Linked DNA regions of Homo sapiens: region 2 is linked to region 1. The links are chromatin loops, found by intact Hi-C in ENCODE. Cell type or tissue: PC-9. All regions are shown on one strand.

Evidence for each region. Hi-C counts contacts between places; a loop is a spot of excess contacts. Peaks named below come from ENCODE experiments on the same cell type or tissue, not always from the same donor. Only the 100,000 strongest peaks of a DNase experiment are listed, where the experiment ranks them.
Region 2: a loop joins it to region 1, with 11 times the contacts of the local background. A loop is called at or near these places in 75 of 110 quality-filtered maps.

The regions. Positions count from the first base shown.
Region 1 is chr6:13,790,727-13,798,726 of GRCh38, forward strand. MCUR1 (mitochondrial calcium uniporter regulator 1) reads right to left here. Exons shown (of 9, transcript NM_001031713.4): 7 at 3,168-3,221; 8 at 1,152-1,266; 9 at 1-138. The coding sequence ends at 83. Among named protein-coding and RNA genes, the nearest start is that of MCUR1, 20 kb to the right of the region's middle. In PC-9, CTCF peaks have their summits at 4,553 (motif pointing right) and 4,759; DNase peaks (open chromatin) are centred at 3,605, 4,575 and 6,275; H3K27ac peaks cover 2,191 bases.
Region 2 is chr6:14,062,043-14,070,042 of GRCh38, forward strand. No RefSeq gene overlaps it. Among named protein-coding and RNA genes, the nearest start is that of CD83, 52 kb to the right of the region's middle. RefSeq lists a silencer at 7,522-7,623. In PC-9, CTCF peaks have their summits at 4,966 (motif pointing left) and 5,168; DNase peaks (open chromatin) are centred at 4,899 and 6,329.

The sequences.
Region 1 (8,000 bases):
ACAGGTGTGAGCCACCGCACCCAGCCAACAATCTGGTATTCTTAAGGCAAAACAGTAGAAATCACTTTAAATAGACACTTTATTAGATCCACAGGCGATAAAATCCCAGAGCTACTGTTAGGCACGTAAATATAGACCCTGTAAGAAAAAAACAATTGAGAGTACTATTAGTTCTATTAAGAGTTACTTGAGGGAACATCTTTTTTTAAGAAAACCTAAAAAAGAAAACCTAGAAACTTAGATTGCTCACTGATGTCCCATATTCCGTGAAACGCCTGCCTACTGAAAAAACAAATCCCACACCCTTTATTTTATTTTCTTATTTTAGAGACATGGTCTCATCTGGTACCCAGGAGGAGTGCACCATGCAATGGTATGATTACAGCTCACTGTGCCTCAAACTCCCGGGCTCAAGTGACCCTCCTGCCTCAGCCTCCCAAGAAGCTGAAGCTACAGGCAGATGACACCATGCCCGGCTAAATCTTTTTGTAGAGACTAGGTCTCGCTGTGTTGCCTAGGCTAAGAAAACTTTTCAATAAAAGTTTCGAATAGCAAAAATTCTGTGGTCACAAGGTCTATGTATATGCACTATAGAGACAGGAAGACACAATTTAATATAAAGAACAACATTTCACTGTTAAATAATGCTGTAACCTTAAAATATTTAATTAATCCAAGACGTTAAATCTGACTTGAAATAATGGTTAATTTGGGTGGGGGGTGGTACATGAATGTTCATTCTCTCTTTTGGATCAAAAATCGCGAAAGTAAAATAACTCCTTAAAAGGAGTTTAAGCAATTGAAGCAGAAAGATTACAACTGAAACACCTTCCATTTTATCCATAAAATATTTCCTGTCTTGAATCTCATTAAAATCCCTAATAACTATAGTTCAATTATAGTATCTTATCAAATTTCCAATTCTATCAATTATAACGTACACAATTACTTTATTTACTACTAAGAAAGAAAAAGTGCCAATTAAACTATGATACTTCATCTACTGGAAATTGTAAGATGCTTTCCAATTTCAGAGATGTTAAAATATTTCAGAAAGTGTTGGAATCAATGAAATGCAGTATCTGTCAACGACTTATTTTATAAATTTATTTTCTTTTCAGGTTGATTTAAATAGATACAAAATAGCTTACCTGCTAAATATTTAATATTATCAAGCTTGTGTGACTCAAGCATGGTTTTGAGGCCAGCAACCTCAGTTTCGATCTTCCTGTCTGTCTGGGTAAGGGCCCGATCTTGCTGGGCATGCTTTTAAAATGAAGAGAGTCACAGCGTTAGACCACAGCACGTCCCCTCTGCTCACCATCCTATAGCTCCTTCCCAACGGGGTGCAGTCACAGGGAAACCTGGGTAAGACTATGGAGGCCTGGGCTTTAGTCTCAGTTCTAAAACCCTAATTCTACGCTGCATTGGTCAGGACCCTTAACCTCTCTAGGCCTTAGTTTTCTTCTATTTGAAAAAATGAAAACAGAACAAAACGAAACAACCAAGCCAGTGGCCCTGCCTTTACCTGGACTGTTTAGAGAATCAAATGCGATAATCTATGTGAAAAAGCATTTGTAAGCTCTAGGTTGCTATACAAATGATGTGGTATTATGAGGCCAGTCTGTTCTCAAAGGCAACGGCTACGTCTCATCCTTCTAAATCCTCCTTAGTCAAAGATAGACAGTAAACTCAAAAATGTTTTCAAGAAATGGAGTCTTAGATAATGTGAAAGCGGCAGTGCTTGTCTTGAGCTATTTCTAGTCATATTTTTAAAAAACTTTCTTCTTTCATGTTCAAATATCAAGTGTTTCATTACTATGAGGCTTGGCTACCCACGGCCAATTTGTGTCCTTCCCCAAATACAATACAGTTAAACTGGACACATAATCAACCCTCAAAAAGGCAGTGGGTTTGGCCGACGCTATAGGGGGTTGTAGAACTGCATTAAAGCATAAAAACCATGGGAATCCTTCACTAAAACTCCTACAGCAACTAAATCTTTCCCTATGGCTACCAATTCAGGCAGAGAAAAAAAGAAATAAATGCCTGGATGCGTAAAAAAGTATTCCAGAGAAATATCCCAGGATTCTGGAATTCTCTCATGAAAGCCTCTTGGGGGTTTCAGAGGTCCCAGGTTCCATACAGTATGGAAAAGGAGAAATGTATGCTATAAATTAAAAATAGAATAAGACTTCTCCATTCCTCACTATTCTTCAATTACTGAGATTTAAACTTTCTTAATAAAACTTCCGTTAAGAAAAACAAACTCTCAAGTAGGGCATGGTGGTGTGAGCCTGTGGTCCCAGCTACTCTACAGGCTGAGGTGAAGGAGGGTGCAGTGAGCTGAGATTGAGCCACTGCACTCCAGCCTGGGTGACAGAGCGAGACCCCACCTCAAAAAAAAAAAAAAAAAAAAAGAAAGAAGAAAAGGAAACTTTCATTAAGAAAGTTTAAATCTTTCATAGGATAACTATCTTCCATTACGATAACCAAACACTTTGTGAAGTGCAAAAAATCCTGTGACACTCCACTTCTGCATATATACCCAAAAGAACTGAAAGCAGGGATCCCAACAGACATCTGTGCACCCATGCCCACAGCAGCACTATTCACAAAGGCCAACGGGTGGAAGCAACACAAGTGCCCTTGACAGACGAATAAAGAAAATGTGGCATATACATATAATGGAATACTAATCAGCCTTAAAAAGGAAGAAAGTCCTGTCATTTCAACAACATGGATGAACCTTCAGGACACTGTGTTAAGTGAAATAAGCCAGCCACAAAAAGACAAATGCTATGATTCTATTTATATGAGGTATGTAGAATAGTCAAATCCATAGACAGTAGAATGGAGGTCACCAGAGGCTGGAAAAGGGAATGTATAAAGGGTGCAGAGTTTCAATTTTGCAAAATAAAGAGTTCTGTGATAGCCAGTGGCGATGGTTGCCCCAAAATGTGAATGTACTTTAAATGTACTGAACTGTACACTTAAAAAATGGTTAAGATCCTAATTTTTATGTTGTGTGTATTTTAGCACAATGTAAAAAATTCCCATGACAGTAAACCTGCATGTAACTTCCTATTATCATTACAAACAACCATGCATGGAACGAAGCAAAGATGAGTACAAAGACAAAGAAAAATCACAGTCTTGTTTCTTACCAATGCCACTATTTCTGTTCTCAATTCCAGCAGCTTCTTTTCGTTCAATGAATACTGAAATAAACACGTAACATGGGTCAGATTCTGATCTACTCCTCTCTCTTCTCCTTCTCTGGTGCCTTAAATATTCTGGTCTCAGTACCTCCTAGAATACGTAACACCAGAAAGTCACCTCTGGGATTAAGTAGCCTACCTGCTTCTTTATATGTGTTACTTGAGGTTTCTTTTTTTTTTTTTTCCATAGAGATGGGGCTTTGCCATGTTGCCCAGGCTGGTCTCAAACTTCTGAGCTCGAGCAATCTGCCCACCTCGGCCTCCCAAGGTGCTGGGATTACAAGCATGACCTGCCGTGCTGGCTAAAGTTTCTTATTTATACTTACTCATTCCTCTAATATCTGGATTTCCTTAGTCATCTGTCACTTCTCCCTGCATATTTCCTGTGATGTCTTTAGGTCCCTCCCACTATTGTAGTAGCACTCCCTGGGGACCAATTTCGAAGGATGCTGAGTCATATGGTTTTTGGTTTTGAGAGGGTTGAAAATGGAGACTCAACTCAATTTAGGAGCTATCCCATCATAACTAGTAGCAAAACACGTCACTACTTGAGTCTCAACAAAAGACAGAAAAGGTATGAAGTTGGGGAACAAATAGCTGCCAAGGATTATTATTCTATGACAAAGACATTGTGTTGTGATTATAAAATACAATGTAAATACATAAATACACTAACTCATCACATGTTGGGTTTTTTTTTTTTTGGCTTGGTTTTTTGTTTTGAGATGGAGTCTCACTCTATTCCCAGGCTGGAGTGCAGTGGCTTGATCTGGGGTCCCTGCAACCTCTGCCTCCCAGGTTCAAGCAATTCTCCTGCCTTAGCCTCCTGCACATGTTGGTTTTAATAACAATAAAAAAACCCACTTGGGCGTAGCCATAATCCAGCGTTACTAAAGGAACTAATTCTACCCAGAGTTAAAGTATCTCGCCTTTTGGCTATTAATGTCAGTGAAAAGATTTAGTGCAGTTTTGTAGACAGTAAGATTGAAATCAGACTTATCTCCTTAGTAGTGGGCAACAAGATTTAATTGAGCATATGACAATCAGTAATTTGAATGACGACTTTTAAGAACTACATTAACCTTGTTATAGAAAGAAAAAGTTAATCCTTTGAAGTATATAGAAACTTCCTAGCTATAAAATATTCTCCTGGGACTACTGGGAGCTTAGAAGTAGAAAAAAAAAAAAGAAAAAAAAGAGAAAGAGAAACAAAAACAAAAACAAAAAACCCCAAAACCCTAAGCCAAGGAGTAGGTTGTAAAACCAAGAACAATGCTCTTTAAACCTCAGGGTTTCAGACCAGGAGAGCCCGATGCATCAGATCACCACTAGAGGGCGGCGTGGAACAAGATTTTGTGCACCACTAAACCTCAGTCTTCATTAACTCAACATTGACTCACCCACAAAAGAAGAGCCTAAATATTGACGCTGTCATGGTTTTAAAAATAACATCTATGTAGCTCTATATCCCCATGCCCCAGAAGTTTATATGCCATACTGCTTTTGGAACTGGCTGTAAATATCATAGTTAATTTGCAATTTAATATTTAACATTATAACTTTACCGAAAGAACGAGAGCCAGAAAACTCATCTTCACCAATGCATGTTACAAACACACTCGCTGTATAATTTACTACTGCCTTGTGCTTCAGAGTAATCCAAGTTTATGATTACCAAGAACAACCTCCCCGCTAGGTTACTAAATGACATAAATTCACTGGCTTGATGGGAGCTAAGCTATGATGCAAAGGCAAAAGGATGATACAGTGGACTTTGAGGACTTGGGGGAAAGGGTAGGAGGTGGGTGAGGGGCAAGACTACACATTGGGTACAGTGTACGCTGCTAGGGTGATGGGGGCACCAAAAATCTCAGAAATCACCTCTAAATAACGTCTTCATGTAACCAAACACCACCTGTTCCCCCAAAACCCACTGAAATTAAAATAATGAAACACTAAAAAAAGACTATAAGAACAATTCATAGTCACAGTTACTGTTCAAATATACCACAGACACTTTTGTGTCATGTAGAAAAAGTTACTATCATGATGGACAGGATTTAATTGAAACTCTGTGCATTGGTTGCTTTCTGGAGATTAAGGTCAATATAGTCATTCCAGATAAAGTAATTACATGTAAATCATATTTATCAGCATATTTAACTAGTAAATTCAAGTAAAATAAAATCAGGGTAAGTATTTTGAGTGCTGCATTATCAAGTCTGCAAAATATTATAAGCTTTACTTTTCTTATAAGAACACTGAATGAATCCACTCTATATATCCAATAATTTAAAAATATGAGTATTTGCAAGAATGAAATTTCATCATTTTTTTTCTTTTCTTTTTTTTTTTTTTGAGACAGGGTCTCACTCTGTCACCCAGGCTGGAGTGCAGTGGCGTGATCTCGGCTCACTGCAATCTCTGCCTCCTGGGTTCAAATGATTCTTCTGCCTCAGTCTCCCGAGTAGCTGAGACTACAGGTGGGCCATCACGCTGGGCTAATTTTTGTATTTTTGGTAGAGACAGGGTTTCACCACGTTGGCCAGGCTGGCCTCGAACTCCTGACCTCAGGTGATCCACCCACCTTGACCTCCCAAAGTGCTGGGATTACAGGTGTGAGCCACCATGCCCGGCAGAAATTTTTTCATTTTGGTTTAAAGACTAAAACTGTAATTGTGAAAAAAATTTCTGGAAAATTTTTGTTTGCTGGATGATGTTAATGACTTAAAATGAGTAAAATCTAAATGTTACATGATTGAAAAATGTACATATATATCAGCCTAGTTATGTTATTAAAATGACTCCATATAAAATTTTAAAAAAATTCACTGGCTTTAATCTACATTCATGCCCTGTATTTCCTGATGTCCTTGATGTAGTTTTTCCCAGGTTGGTTAGCTACACACAGTCATTTTCCTATATCAAGTGAATTCAGTTCTTCCTGAGTATACAACCCATAAAGATAAAGGTAACCAAAAGAGTTTCTCCTCTTCCAGACACCAGTGACATGCTATAGTCAGTAACTATTTAGTAACACTAGGTGATTTAATCTTTATGGGTGGAGACTGTTGTTGTAAGACTAGAAAGACAGGTAACACAGCCTTAATAATTATTTTGTATAACGAAGCTTGGATTAACTCTTGAAATCCAGTGGCAGTTCCAAAACACAAGTAGGTTACTTTTTTGAGTTTCAGTATTAGCTTCACTTATCATTATAGCACATTTTATCTAAAAGCAAATTGTCAAAAATGAGAAAACAACAAACAGTTGTGAGTACTCAGTTTCTGCATGTGTATTCAGTTTTGTGTTAGTGCAAGATGCTCTCTCTGCCCTATTTCTCATTATGCTAAGAATAAAAAAGGCACCTGATGTTACCAAATTCAAATAAAGTCTGAGCAAGAAGACGGCTGAATATTCAGACAGGGTTAAAAATCACTAGAGGCAACCCGACACATATCTTTATTAAAACACACTTAGGCCGGGCGCGGTGGCTCACTCCAGTAATCCCAGCACTTTGGAAGGCCGAGGTGGGCGGATCACGAGGTCAGGAGATCGACACCATCCTGGCTAACACGGTGAAACCCCGTCTCTACTAAAAATACAAAAAATTAGCTGGGCGTGGTGGCAGGGGCCTGTAGTCCCAGCTACTCTGGAGGCTGAGGCAGGAGAATGACGTGAACCCGGGAGGCGAAGCTTGCAGTGAGCTGAGATCACACCACTGCACTCCAGCCTGGGTGACAGAGCGAGACTCCGCCTCAAACAAAAACAAAGAAAAAAAAAACACACTTGCCGGCCAGGCGCAGTGGCTCACTCCAGTGATCCCAGCACTTTAGGAGGACAAGGTGGGCAGATCACTTGAGGTTAGGAGTTTGAGACCAGCCTGGCCAACATGGTGAAACCCTGTCTCTACTAAAAATATAAAAACTAGCCAGGTGTGGTGGTGGCGTCTGTAATCCCAGCTACTCGGGAGGCTGAGGCAGGAGAATTGCTTAAACCCAGGAGACGGAGGTTGCAGTGGGCAGACACGGTGCCACTGCACTCCGGCCTCGGCAACACACTGAGACTCTGTCTCAAAAAAAACAAAAATAGAAAACAAAACAAAATACCCTCACAACTTCTCACTGCACTTAAAAGACAACATAGAAATTTTCTTTTTTTTTTTGAGATGGAGTTTTGCTCTTGTCACCCAGGCTAGAGAGCAGTGGCACAATCTCAGCTCACTGCAACCTCTGCCTCCTGGGTTCAAGCGATTCTCCTGCCTCAGCCTCCCGAGTAGCTGGGATTACAGGTGCCCGCCACCATGCCCGGCTTATTTTTTGTATTTTTAGTACAGACAGGGTTTCACCATGTTGGGCAGGCACGCTGCCTCGAACTCCTGACCTTAGGTGATCTGCCCATCTTGGCCTCCCAAAGTAGTGGGATTACAGGCGTGAGCTACCGCGCCCGGCCAGAAATGTTTTAATCTTGAATTCCAGTATATAATTTAATATTATTTAATGTTAATAATTTACTATTATTCAAGCCTGAAATAATCAACTTAACTTTTACAAGATCAAGACCTATGAAGATTTAAGTCAGTATTAAATAGATCAAGATTGCATTTAATTTCTTTATGAATCTCTATGTAACATATCTCTAATATTTCTGAAACAAATATTCAAACTGACTAATTTGACTAGGAGTTTAATTTTAATGTTACTTTTGAAAGCAACAAATTTAAGTCTTAATCCAAAATTATTATAATAGAGAAAATACAGCCTAACACTGATAAACAGA
Region 2 (8,000 bases), 270 kb after region 1:
TAAAAATGTCTGGGTCTTGAGTATACTAGCCGGGTGACTTTAAGTTTCTATGCACGTGAATATTCTCATTGGTGGGTCTAATTCTCATCTATAGGTTACTGCCTTTTATGGTCTGAATAGTGTCCCCCCAAATTCATATGTTAAAGTCCTAACCCCAAAACCTCAGAATGTATCTGGAGATAAGGTCTTTAAATAGGTAATTAAGTTACAAGAAGATCTTTAGGGTAGTTCCTAATCCAATATGACCAGTGTCCTTATAAGAAGAGGGAGTTGTGACACAGATATGTACATGCATAGAGGAAAGACCATGTGAAGATACTGGAAGAAGATGGCCATCTACAAGCCAAGGAGAGAATCCTCAGAATGAAACCAGCTGACCTTGATCTTGGACCTTAAGCCACCAAAACAGTTAGGAAATAAGTTTCTGTTGTTTAAGCCAACTAGTGTGTGTTTCTTTGTTATGGGAGCCCTAGTAGATTGATACAGATTTTGGTACTGGGAGTGGGGTGCTGATATAACAAATACCAAAAAATTCAAAGTGGCTTTGGAACTGGGTAAGGCTAGAAGAGTTTTGAGGCCATATTAAAAAAACCTAGTTCCTCGAAGAGCCTGTTAATAGAAATATGGACATTAAATATGCTTCTGGTGAGGTCTCACACGGAAATGAACATATTTTGGGCACTGGAGGAAAGATGATCCTTGTTACAAAGTGGCAAAGAACTTGGCTGAATAGTGTTCTAGTGTTTTGCGGAAGGTAAAACTCTTAAGTGACAAACTTGGGTATTTAGCTGAGGAAATCCCTAAGCAAAGTGTTGAAGGTTTCTCTTTACCACTTACAGCAAAATGTGAGAGCACAGAGTTAAGTTGAAGAAGAAATTGTTAAGCAAAAAGGAACCAGAATTTGAAGACTTGGAAAATTCTCAGCTATATATATTACAATGCATGAAGAGTTAGGTTAAAAGAATATCTTTAGGGTGGTCTCTAATCCAATATGACCAGTGTTATACAGTATTGAATAACAATACTGTCTTTTATGTTACAGGGTAGCTATGATGATCAAATGTAATTGGTTTTATATGTACTCTAAGATCTTGGTAAACTATAAATTGTTCTACAAAAATAAGGTGCAACAAAGATAAGATGAGGCTTGGATCTTTAAAGTCTCAATCCAGCCCTCTTTCTAATATATTATCTCATGCCAAAGACTTCTAGACTTCCAGCAAATCAGATCAACAAGCATTTAATTAAATACTCTGAACAGCACACGAATAGATACAGTAAGGTGGCCAGCACAGTGGCTAATGCCTGTAATCTCAGCACTTTGGGAGGCCAAGGCAGGAGGACTGCTTGAGGCCAGGAGTTTGAGACCAGCCTGGGCAATATAGAGAGACCCCATCTCTATAAAACATAACAAAATTAAAAAATTAGCTAGGTGTGGTGGTGTGCACCTGTAGTCCCAGCTACTTGGGAGCCTGAAGTGGGAAGATCATTTAAACCTCTGAGTTTGAGGCTGCAGTGAGCTATGATCATCACTGCACTCTAGCCTGGGCAATGGGGTCTCAAAATAAGCAATAGAAAATAAGAAGAAGGCACAGTCTTTCCTCCACAGTATCTAGAAAGCAAAAAATAAACATATTTCTCAGCTAATAAACTACACAGCAATCTTGAGATAATATATTTTCAGCTTTCCACATTAATTAATTGGTTAACCTCTAAAGCAAGTTGGTATTCTTCCTAACATCTTTTGGGGAAATGACAAAAGCAAATTCAATTTAGAATCTTATAAACTTTTATTCTTTTTTGTTGGTTTGGCACAGACACATTTCTTTTTTCTTTATAACTTCTATTATTCTCTTGGAAGGGCCAGGTTTTCAAATCAGAGGCTGACATCACAGTTTGCAGCTCCTGCCAAACAAAAGTTTCCGATGGAGAATATTTGCAAATTTGACCACTGATTTAATTAAAAACGTTCCCAAGAAGTGTAAAAGAACAAGTTTTCAGATCTTTATTTGCAATTGTGAAGCAGTCTGGAAGCTTGAGCCGTGATATCTACCTTTAGTACTTCTTAGGAAGCTCAAAGCATGCAGCCTCCTGAGAGTGGAAAGCTTTCATCCTTTCTTTCCTCATTCAACCTCACCATTGCTTTTGGAAAGCCACATCTGCTGGAATATAGGGGTTAAAATTCTGTCTTCCCCTAGTCACAGGGGTAAAAATTTTCACAAAATTAATAATAATAATAATAATAATAAATAATGGGGGGCTGGGCATGGTGGCTCACGCCTGTAATCCCAGCACTTTGGGAGGCTGAGGCAGGAGGATCACCTGATGTCAGGAGTTCAAGAGCAGCCTGGCCAACATGGTGAAACCCTGTCTCTATTAAAAATACAAAATTAGCCGAGTGTGGTGGCACATGCCTGTAATCCCAGCTACTGGGGAGGCTAAGGCAGGAGAATTGCTTGAACCCAGGAAGCAGAAGTTGCAGTGAACCAAGATCATGCCACTGCACTCCAGCCTGGATGACAGAGGAATACTCATTCTCAAAAATAAATAAATAAATAAAGAATGGGAAGAGAAGAGAGAAGATAATTGAAGGACACCCAGAAACCTTTCCCATCATGTCAGAAATTTACCAGCTACATGAACATTTGCTTCCGAGACAGTATCTGCATGGATCATATCAACTGACTAATCTTCATGGGAATAATTCTTTTTGTAAACCTTTTTGCTTTCTAAGGAATCCACTTGAAAGAAAAGATCTTGGATACAATGGCCCCTTACTACAGTTCTGTGAGGTGTTACGGAAATGTAATCATATCCTCCATCAGTGATTTAAGGGAGTACAGTAGTGAATTATTTTGTAAAGTGTAGAATTTTCTTCCTACTTGAAGAGTCTCTCACTCACTTTTGATTTTTAAGTTTGGATTTTCATGTATTTGTCTCAAAGTCAGAGACATAAATCAACACATGACCCCAAAGGAATACTGGAGGACTACACAAGGGTCTCTGGCAGAGCAAATCTGTTCTGATTCCACACCACCCATCTTCACTCACGACAGAGTCGCAGCGTGGGACAGTGCCTCCGTTCCTATAAAGAAAGGCCACTCTCAGTGTGTTCGGCTGTGCTGTCATGCACTACTACACATATCCCAAGAACCCCAGATACTGAAAAAAGAGAAGTTGCTTTCCCAAAACAGAGTTTTTTCCTATGATCAGCTCATGATCATCTCTCTCCCTTTATCTTTCTTAACCCTAAAAAACCAGTTTTACTATTCATCCATCCTAACAAGGTAAATTAGCCAAGACCTTACCACACCTCCTTTACACTTTCATCTTCCCCCTTTTAGCTGCCTTTAGCAGCCTTATGGATGGGGTTTCACATCTCCCTATATTCTGTACAGGCTGTGTGTGTGCATGCATGTGTGTCCCTGTGTGTGTGTATCTGTGTCTGTCTCTGTGTCCCTCTGTGTGTATATCTGTGTGTTTCTGTGTCCCTGTGTGTATGTATCTATGTCTGTCTCTGTGTGTGTGTGTGTATCTCTGTCTGTGTGTGTGTGTATTTGTGTGTGTGGGGGGGGGTGGGTATGTGTGGTGTGTTTCTCTGTATTCCTTTTCATTTCTCCCTAGGTGGCTGTGCCCAGATCGCCTCTCTACTCCTTCAGATAAAAAGCAAAGGGCTTTGGGGAGGCTGAGGCAGGAGGTTCACTTGAGCTCAGGAGTTAGAGACTAGCCTGGGCAACATAGTGAGACCTCGTCTCTCCAAAAAACTTTAAACAAAAACTTGAAAAAGCAAAGAGCCTTGGGTAATAGTGACAGTAGTCACAGCTAGCGTCCACATGCAGCTTCCTGTGTATGCATCAGGCAGCTCATCACCTGTATATCTGTGGACCACTTTAATCCTCATCACAACCATACGAAGGTGGAACTATTAGTCTCATTTTACAGATGAGGAAATGGCTACGTAAACTCTTGTAAAGAAATCCAGACAAGGCCGGGTGCGGTGGCTCACACCAGTAATCCCAGCACTTTGGCAGGTCTTGGCGGGTGGATCACTTGAGGTCGGGAGTTCGAGACCAGCCTGGCCAAAATGGTAAAACCCCTTCTCTACTAAAAATACAAAAGTTAGCCAGGCATGGTGGTGCGTGCCTGTAATCCCAGCTACTCGGGAGGCTGAGGCAGGAGAATAGCTTGAACCTGGGAGGTGGAGGTTGCAGTGAGCCAAGATTGCACCACTGCACTCCAGCCTGGGCAATACAGTGAGACTCAGCCTCAAAAAAGAAAAAAAACAAAACAAACGGAAACAAAACAAAAAAGAAATCCAAAGGAATGAATAATGAACAATACACTGTCCCTCAAATGTGCTCTCCCCTCAGGCTCACGTTCTTCAGTATATACACATATGCTTACTATATGTGACTACTGTAGTACTATACATTACTACTGTGTCTTAGCTCATTCACCTTAGAGACAAATGGATAGTAAAATTATTTTTTTTTTAGAGTTAGGAAAGGAAAAAAGAAGAGGAGAGGGGTCATGAGTTGATTATATAAACAAACCTTGTTTTGAAGAAGTAGCTTCTCTTATCTCAATGTGTGTGTGTGTGTGTGTGTGTGTGTGTGTGTGTGTGTGAGAGAGAGAGAGAGAGAGAGACAGAGAGAGACAGAGACAGAGTATATGTAGAGCACAGGTTTGGAAAAATCCCTATACCATAAAATATTTCATTGCATCCTTCATGTAATGTATTCATGAGCCTGTAGCTTTCCTTCCTTCCTCCAAGGTAGTCACAGGGGACAACAGTCGTGAGTTGACCTGCTCACAGAGTGTCTAGATAGCGCTGGCACCCAGTAATCCCATTAAAATTTTCCTTAAGGTTCTCTTCCACCTCAAGCCTCAAGACTTGAAACTTGGCAGCCTGCTACCTGGTAAAGCACACATCTTCATGGTACATTACTGCCACCTAGAGCTGATATATTGAAACACAGATTCTAGATAAAGCAAAACTGAGAACAAAGCAAAATAAAAAGTCACGCCCAGCCCTGTCCTAAAGCAAGCTGTTTTAGTCCAAGCAGTTTAGATTAAAAATATAATGGACTTTAAGATGAAATTCCTTTCTTCAAGACGTCCAACTTCCTATCTCTGTAAGTGGGTTACCATCCAATAATATTCAAATTAAAAAGCTCAAATGTAGTAGCTGTCAAAATAAGGAAGAAGGAATTTGAGAGAGAGAGACAGGGAGAGAACATGTTTTGAAAAATAAACCTTTGCAGTTGTAGCCATCATTTGAAAGATGAGGAAACTGAAGCTCAAAGCTGTAACGGATTTCTTTTTTTTTTTCTTTTTTTGAGACAGAGTCTTGCTCTGTCTCCCAGGCTGGAATGCAGTGGTGTGATCTCAGCTCACTGCAACCTCTGCTTCCCAGGTTCAAGCGATTCTCCTGCCTCAGCCTCCCAAGTAGCTGGGATGACAGGCGCCCGCCACCATGCCAGGCTAATCGTTTGTATTTTTAGTAGAGACAGGGTTTCGCCGTGTTGGCCAGGCTGGTCTTGAACTCCTGACCTCAGGTGATCCACTTGCCTTGGCCTCCCAAAGTGCTGGGATTACAGGCGTGAGCCACCACACCCTGCCTGTACCAGATTTCTTGAGTTCAAATCACTAGCAAGCAGTTCTGGCAAGATGGAATACAGGGCTCTGGTTTTTTATTCCAAAATGAAATCATAACACAGAATCAGCGTAAGCCTTAACATAACTCCACAATTAGTGGTGGCCTTCCAACTGCTCCACCCACAGTCCTGGGGGGGGGTGTGTCCATGTGCTGTTCTGTGTGAAGGTCACCCTTGGTAAGATCTGGTGGCTTTGGGATTCATTCCTGGGAGCAGCGTTGGGTATACACCCATCTGTGCACATCCTCTCCGCCAACCAGCAGATGCTTGTCAGATAGTGGCTGAGGTTAGAGGGCAAAGTCTGTGAGTGGAGACCCTGATCTACAAGGGCAGAGACCATAAAACAAGCTTTATTATACCGTGTTCTCACCCACCATTCCTCAATCTGGGAGGTGTAAGGAAGCTGTTCTTGTTAAGTGAAGATGTGGCCCAGATGGAGGAAAGGAAGGAGAGTCTGTTTTGTGATCTTTCTTGTGCTTGGACGTCACTGGAGAAGTCTATAGACCTATTCTTAAAATAATGGTTTCAAATGCATAAAAGGAAATACATGGGATTGTAAAGGAAACCAATTATGGGCAAGCGAAGTAACCACATTCTTTAAAAATATGTGATATTATGTGTCTTAGTCATCTTGGCTACTATAACAAACAAGCTGCCCACAGACTGGGCGGCTTAAGCAACAGACAATGATTTCTTATAGATCTAGAGGCTAGAAGTCCAAGATTACGATGCTGGTGAGAGACAGGACTAGCTGGATTTCCTAGGCTGACTAAGAATCCCTAAGCCTAGCTGGGAAGGTGACCGCATCCACCTTTAAACACAGGGCTTGCAACTTAGCTCACACCTGACCAATCAGGTAGTAAAGAGAGCTCACTAAAATGCTAGTTAGACAAAAACAGGAGGTAAAGAAATAGCCAATCATCTATCGCCTGAGCACGGAGGTGGGGGGACAGTGATCAAGATATAAACCCAGGCATTGGAGCTGGCAACGGCAACCCGCTTTGGGTCCCCTCCCTTTGTATGGGAGCTCTGTTTTCACTCTATTAAATCTTGCAACTGCACTCTTCTGGACCGTGTTTGTTACGGCTCGAGCTGAGCTTTCGCTCACTGTCCACCACTGCTGTTGGCCACTGCCGCAGACCCGCCGCTGACTTCCATCCCTCCGGATCTGGCAGGGTGTCCGCTGTGCTCCTGATCCAAGGAGGCGCCTGTTGCCACTCCTGATTGGGCTAAAAGTTTGCCATTGTTCCTGCACGGCTAAGTGCCCGGGTTCCTCCTAATGGAGCTGAACACTAGTCGCTGGGTTCCACGGTTCTCTTCCGTGACCCACAGCTTCTAATAGGGCTATAACACTCACCGCATGGCCCAAGCTTCCATTCCTTGGAATCCGTGAGGCCAAGAACCCCAGGTCAGAGAATAAGAGGCTTGCTGCCATCTTGGGAGCGGCCCCCCCGCATCTTGGGAGCTCTAAGAACAAAGACCCCTGGTAACACTGGCAGATTTGGGTTTTGGTGAGGGCCCTCTGTCTGGCTTCACAGTGCCACCTTCTCCCTGGATCTCCACATGGCAGGGAGAGAGAGAGAGAGGAGTGGGGAGAGAGAGAGGACGGGGAGAGAGAGGTCTGGTATCTCCTCCTCTTCTTATAAGAGCACCAATTCCATCATAGGGACTCCAACCTCCTGATGCCATCTAAACCTAATCACCTCCCAAAGTTCCCACCTCCTAAATACCTTCACATTGGGCGTTAGTACTTCAACATATGACTTTGGAAAGGGGGGACACAAACTTTCAGACCTAATAACCACCATACTTGTGAAGGGGTGATGAGCATAGCTGGTATTTTGAGGTATCTGCCACAAGGAAAGAGAACATGAAAATATTGACAATTTCCTGTAGTGACAAAGTCTCAGGAACTTGGTATGCTATTGTGATTTGTTGCTTATGTACATAATTGAGGAAATGCTAAATTTCAGTAGGAAGTTAGTAAAAATAAGTATGTAATTTTCTCTCACCCATATTCGCAGACCCTGATTGTGACAGTTAATACTCAGTGTCAACGTGATTGGATTGAAGGATACAGAGTATCTCCCGTAGACTTCTCCAGTGAGGTCCAAGCACAAGAAAGATCACAAAACAGACTCTCCCTCTTTTCCTCAAAGATACAAAGATACAAAGTATCCTGGGTGTGTCTGTGAGGGCGTTGCTAACATTTGAGTCAGTGGGCTGGGAAAGGTAGACCCACCCGTAATCTGTGGCGGCACAATCTAATCAGCTGCCAGCTCAATTAGAATATAAGCAGGCAGAAAAACGTGAAAAGAGAGGCTGGCCTAGCCTCCCAGCCTA